Regions from separate parts of the Homo sapiens genome. Here region 1 is linked to region 2. A link is an interaction called in ENCODE POLR2A ChIA-PET data of the cell type or tissue named here. Cell type or tissue: OCI-LY7. All regions are shown on one strand. Each heading gives the region's core, and the rest is flanking DNA. Links, peaks and the distances in the headings are about the cores only.

Region 1 (2,920 bases), core at 240-2,739, 250 kb after region 2:
CATTTTAAAATGCTTAGTTCAAAGAATTTTCCCTTCTGAAGTATTATTTTTCTTTTAGTTATTTATTATTTTCTAAGTACAGTGTAATTATTGTTTAAAAAACACCTCTTACTTTCTATAAAGAGTCTATTTACATTCCATTTCCTTCCATTAACATATAGCACCTACGATAGAGCCTGATCCACAGTAGATATTAAATAAATACTTGTTGAAAGAATAAGAAAACTGGCCAGGCACGGTGGCTCATGCCTGTAATCTCAGCACTTTGGGAGGCTGAGGAGGATCACTTGAGTCCAAAAGTTTGAGACCAGCCTGGGCAACATAGGGAGACCTCATCTCTACCAACAACAAAAAAAATTAACCAAGTGTGATGATGCACACCTGTGGTTCCAGCTACTTGGGAGGCTGAGATGGAAGGATTACTTGAGCCTGGGAGGCTGAGGCTGCAGTGAGCTGTGATCACACCTCTGTACTCCAGCCTGAGCGATAGAGTGAGACCCTGTCTCAAAAAAAAAAAATGGGAAAAAAAAAAGCAACAATTCAGTCACACTTCTAATATGAAACATTTCCTCCAATGTCAGGTAATAATATATAAGAATATCACCCTGGGTGCAATGGCTGATGCCTGGAATCCCAGCACTTTGGGAGGCCGAGGTGGGCGGATCGCGAGGTCAGGAGTTCGAGATCAGTCTGGCCAACATAGTGAAACCCTGTCTCTACTAAAAATATAAAAAAGAAATTAGCCGGGCGTGGTGACAGGTGCCTGTAGTCCTAGCTACTCAGGAGGCTGAGGCAGGAGAATCGCTTGAACCCAGGAGGCGGAGGTTGCAGTGAGCCGAGATCACGCCACTGCACTGCAGCCTGGGTGACACAGTGAGACTCCGATCCACCTCAAAAAAAAAAAAAAAAAGAGGCTGGGCATGGTGGCTCATGCCTGTAATCCCAGCACTTGGGGAGGCCGAGGCGGGCAGATCACCTGAGGTCTGGAGTTCGAGACCAGCCTGACCAACATAGAGAAACCCCGTCTCTACTAAAAATACAAAATTAGCCGGGCGTGGTGGCACATGCCTGTAATCCCAGCTACTAGGGAGGCTGAGGCAGGAGAATCGCTTGAACCTGGGAGGCAGAGATTGCAGTGAGCCGAGATCATGCCATTGCACTCCAGCCTGGGCAACAAGAGTGAAACTCCATCTCAAAAAAAAAAAAAAAAAAAGAATATCATAAGGTAATATCATAAAAGACCTAGGAAATGTATTCAGTTGTTTTATTTCATTTAACCGGTATTTCAGGGGTATCTCTCTATGAGATCATGTACTTTTTAGAGACAAAAGATACAGTCACTGGCTCAAAGAGCTTGTAGTCCCAATAGGGACTCCTAGCAATTTGTGTAAATGAATATTAAAGCCACATGTTAGGTTTGGCAACACAGGGATAGATTAAGATCTTTAGAGTTCCTAAGCTCTGAAAGGATTATGATATCTAACCTTGACCGTCATGTAGTTAAAAATAAAGTTATTAAACTATGAAGTTGCCATAAGGAATCCTAATAAAGCACTTATTTTTCCTATGGTGACTGCTTTGATGTTGTCTTTAAAATATCAAACACCAGTTTTTAAGCACCTTCTTGTTCCGTTTCTTGCTTCCTCTGCTTTGCTGGGGCTCTAATCACATGGTGCAGCCTTACAACAACGGCACAGAAAGGAGTGATGAGTTTGCCTCAGTGGGCACCAAAGACTTCAGTTAGGATGAGATTCTTAACTTAGGTGTTAAAAGAGGAATAAGAGTTTTCCAGATGACAGCCTTTTCCCAGGCGGAGAAACATGAAACAGCTGGGTGAATAGTAGGAGCTTGTACCACATTTGAGTGAGTGGTGTGAGTGAAGCTGCCCAGACAGAAAGAGATCAGGGCCAGGCACGGTGGCTCACACCTGTAATCCCAACACTTTAGGAGGCCAAGTCACGAGGATCACTTGAGTTTGAAACCAGCTTGGGCAACATAGTGAGACCTCGTCTCTACAAAAAAACAATTTAAAAAATGAGGCGAGAGGATGACTTGAGTCCAGGAGGTTGAGGCTCCAATGAGCCATGATTGTGCCACTGGACTCCTGCCTGGGTGACATAGCAAGAGATCGGGTCTTACAGGAAGTCTAGGCCATCAATTGAATAAATACTACTGAATTTTAAACTCTGCAGTGCAAACTAAATTAATGTCTTCAAGTCAAGACCAGAGTTAGCAAACTTTTTCTGTGAAGGGCCAGATAGTAAGTATCTTAGGTTTCATAGGTCACATGATCTCTCTTGCGACTACCCAGCTCTGCTCTGGTAGAAGCAGCCATAGACAACATGTAAACAAATACATGGGAGTGTGTTCCAATAGAACTGTCTACACGAAAATAGGTGGTGGGCTGGATTTGCTCCGGAGGACATACTATTTTTTTTTTTTTGAGACAGAGGCTCGCTCTGTCGCCCAGGCTGGAGTGCAATGGTGCGATCTCAGCTCACTGCAAGCTCTGCCTCCCGGGTTCACGCCATTCTCCTGCCTCAGCCTCCCAAGTAGCTGGGACTACAGGCACCCGCCACCATGCCTGGCTAATTTTCTTGTATTTTTTAGTAGAGACGGTGTTTCACCGTGTTAGTCAGGATGATCTCGATCTCCTGACCTCATGATCCTCCTGCCTCGGCCTCCCAAAGTGCTGGGATTACAGGCATGAGCCACCGTGCCCAGCCAGGACATACTATTATTGGACAACCTCTGGTCTAGGCCATCAGTTTAACAAAGATTGCAGCAAAACAGGTCTACAATGCAAACTAAAGTAATGTCTGCAAATATAAGCTTATCACATAATCTGGGGCAGTCAGAGGGTTGGTTGAAATACTAGGAAAGGTTGGCAAGAGGTGTCCTATGTTGTCCAGGGAAAGAA
Region 2 (2,920 bases), core at 104-2,603:
GAGGCTTTCACACTTGGGCTGAACCACACTACTGACATCCCAAGGTCTCCAGCTCGCAGATGGCCTGTGATGGAACTTCTCAGCCTCCATAATTGAGAGCCAATCCCTCTAATAAATCCTTTTTCCTATATCTATATTTATATCTATATCATCTATCTGATCTATATCTATCATGTCCCATTGATTCTGTCTCTCTGGAGAACCCTAAGATAGTGAATTAAATGTTAATGTCCAACAAGCCACAAATCGGGAGTTACAGTCATGCACTGAATAACAACATTTTGATCAATGGCAGACTGTATATATGACAGCAGTTCTGTAAGCTTATAATGGAGCTAAAACATTCCTATTGCCTAGTGACACTGTGGCTATTCTGACGTCATAGCATACTGGATTACTGGTGTGTTTGTGGTGATGCTGGTGTAAACAAACCTGCTGTGCTGCCAGTCATATAAAAGTATAGCAGGCACACTTATGTACAGTCCATAATACTTTATAATGATAATAAAAGACTATGTTACTGGTTTATGTACTTACTCTATTCTTTGTTGTTATTTTAGAGTATACTCCTACTTATTTAAAAAAAAAAAGTTAACTGCAAAATAGCCTCCGGCAGGTCCTTTAGGAGGTGTTCCAGAAGGCATTGTTATCATAGTAGATGACAGCTCCATGCATGTTATTGTCCCTGAACCTTCTAGTGGGACAAGACGTAGAGGTGGAAGACAGTGATATTGATGATCCTGAGTATAAGTAGGCCTAGACTAATGTGTGTGTTTGCATCTTAGTTTTGAACAAAAAAAGTTTAAAAAATAAAAAAAGCTTATAGATTAAGGATATAAAGAAAGGAAATATTTTTGTATCACTGTACAATGTGTTTGTGGGTTTTTTTTTTTTTTTTTTTTGAGACAGAGTCTTGCTCTATCGCCCAAGCTGGAGTACAGAGGCATGATCTCGGCTCACTGCAACCTCCACCTCCTGGGTTCAAGCAATTCTCCTGCCTCAGCCTCCTGAGTAGCTGGGATTACATGTGTGTGCCACCACACCCTGCTAATTTTTGTATTTTTAGTAGAGACGGGTTTCACTATGCTGGCCAGGCTGATCTCGAACTCCTGACTTTGTGATCTGCCCACCTCGGCCTTCCAGAGTGCTGGGATTACAGGTGTGAGCCACTGCACCCGGCCAATGTGTTTGTGTTTTAAGCTAAGTGTTATTACAAAAGAGTCAAAAGTTTTTAAAAATTTTAAAGTTTAAAAAGTAAAAAAGCTACAGTAAGCTAAGATTTATTATTTAAGAAAATGTTTTCCAGTCTGGGCAACATAGTGAGACCCCATCTCTACAAAAATTACAAAAAGTTAGCTGTGTGTGTTGGCTGATGTCGGTGGTCCCCGCTACTTGGGAGGCTGAGGCAAGAGGATTGCTTGAGCCCAGGAAGTCGAGGCTGCAGTAAGCCATGATCACACTACTGCACTCCAGCCTGGGAGACAGAGTGAGACCTCACAAAAAATTAAAAAATGTTTAAAAATAAATGCCCCACCTGAGCAACATGGTGAAACCTCGTCTCTACAAAAAATTTAAAAACTACCCGGGCATGGTGGCGGGTGCCTGTGGTCCCAGCTATTTGGGAGGCTGAGGTGGGAGGATCTCTTGAGCCTAGGGAGGTCAAGGCTGCAGTGAGCTGTGATCGCACCACTGCACTCCAGCCAGGTGAGAGAGCTAGGCCCTGTCTCAAAAATAAAATAAAATAATCCATCCATAAATAAATAATAAATGTAGCATAGCCTAAGTGTCCAGTGGTTATAATCTACAGTAGTGCACCGTAATGTTGCAGGCTTTCACATTCAATCACCACTCAGTGACTCACCCAGGCAACCTCCAGTGCTGCAAGCTCCATTCATAGTAAGTGCCTGATAAACTACAGGGCACTTTTGGGCAGTTGACTTTAAAGTAAATAGGCTTCTAAATTAACAGCCTGAGGGAGGGCTTGTGATTCATGCAAACATCTTGTCCCTGAGTAACGAATCTTATTGTGAGTTCCTCAAATTGTCAAGTACTGATTAATGCACAACCTCCTGACACTGAAGAGGACTCTGACTCACTTTTGAATCAAATGTCGATATTTTAGCCTTTATATTGCAGTCTGTAGCCAATGATTGTAACCTCTGTGTTGTACCTCCAGTGAAAAGGATGGTTGTGCTGTCAGGAGTCCTCCCTTCTTCTAAACTTTCCCATAAAAGCCTTCCAACTTGTAGCAGACTCCAGAACACTCCCAACTTTGTTAGCGTGTCTTCCCAGGTCAACCATACATATAGCCTAGGTGTATGGTAGGCTAGACCACCTAGATTTGTGTAAGTGTGGCAGGCCAATTCTCCCTGACAATCACACAGACAGGCCTGCATAGCACTCCAGTTACACAGATTTCCACAGAGCTGCCTTAACATTGAGCAAATAGTTAAACCTAGCAAAATCGGCACCCAGACAGCAAAGCTAGAAATGAAACGTATGGTCAGTAGGAGCCTTGCGTGGGCTTCTCCCTAACCTGGAGCAAACCAAAATAATACAGTCTTTCATTCCTAGTGCAGGACCCATCTCGGGTCAACGAAATCTGAGACAGTCAAGGTAACAGAGCTGTTTGAGTAAATTCATTGGAGAGTCTAAGGCAGCACTCCAGACCAAGCTGTAAAGGAGATAAGATAGAAATAATCACTCTGGTACCACAGTACACAGGCCTTGAAGGTACTGAGGCCCTTTTAATCAGACTTAGTAAGCATTAGTTTGCCTCTGACCTTCTAGTTGAAACAAAATTAGTTACCAATAGACTTAGGTGAATGCTATACTGCATGTGGGCATATAACCCCAACCTATATAATCATGAAGAAAATTGTAACACTTTGAGTTGGTCTTGTGGAATTATCTCCAGCCT

Evidence for each region. ChIA-PET counts read pairs that join two places held together with the same protein. Peaks named below come from ENCODE experiments on the same cell type or tissue, not always from the same donor. Only the 100,000 strongest peaks of a DNase experiment are listed, where the experiment ranks them.
Region 1: POLR2A ChIA-PET joins it to region 2 with 5 read pairs; 6 of 35 experiments call an interaction of 5 or more read pairs at or near these places.

Annotation. Positions count from the first base shown.
Region 1 is chr12:32,297,677-32,300,596 of GRCh38, forward strand. The region is part of intron 3 of BICD1 (BICD cargo adaptor 1); the gene reads left to right. Among named protein-coding and RNA genes, the nearest start is that of FGD4, 100 kb to the right of the region's middle. RefSeq lists a silencer at 891-1,062. In OCI-LY7, for the core only: no CTCF peak of the experiment used is centred there; a DNase peak (open chromatin) is centred at 1,665; H3K27ac peaks cover 2,084 bases.
Region 2 is chr12:32,049,779-32,052,698 of GRCh38, forward strand. No RefSeq gene overlaps it. Among named protein-coding and RNA genes, the nearest start is that of BICD1, 56 kb to the right of the region's middle. In OCI-LY7, for the core only: no CTCF peak of the experiment used is centred there; no DNase peak of the experiment used is centred there.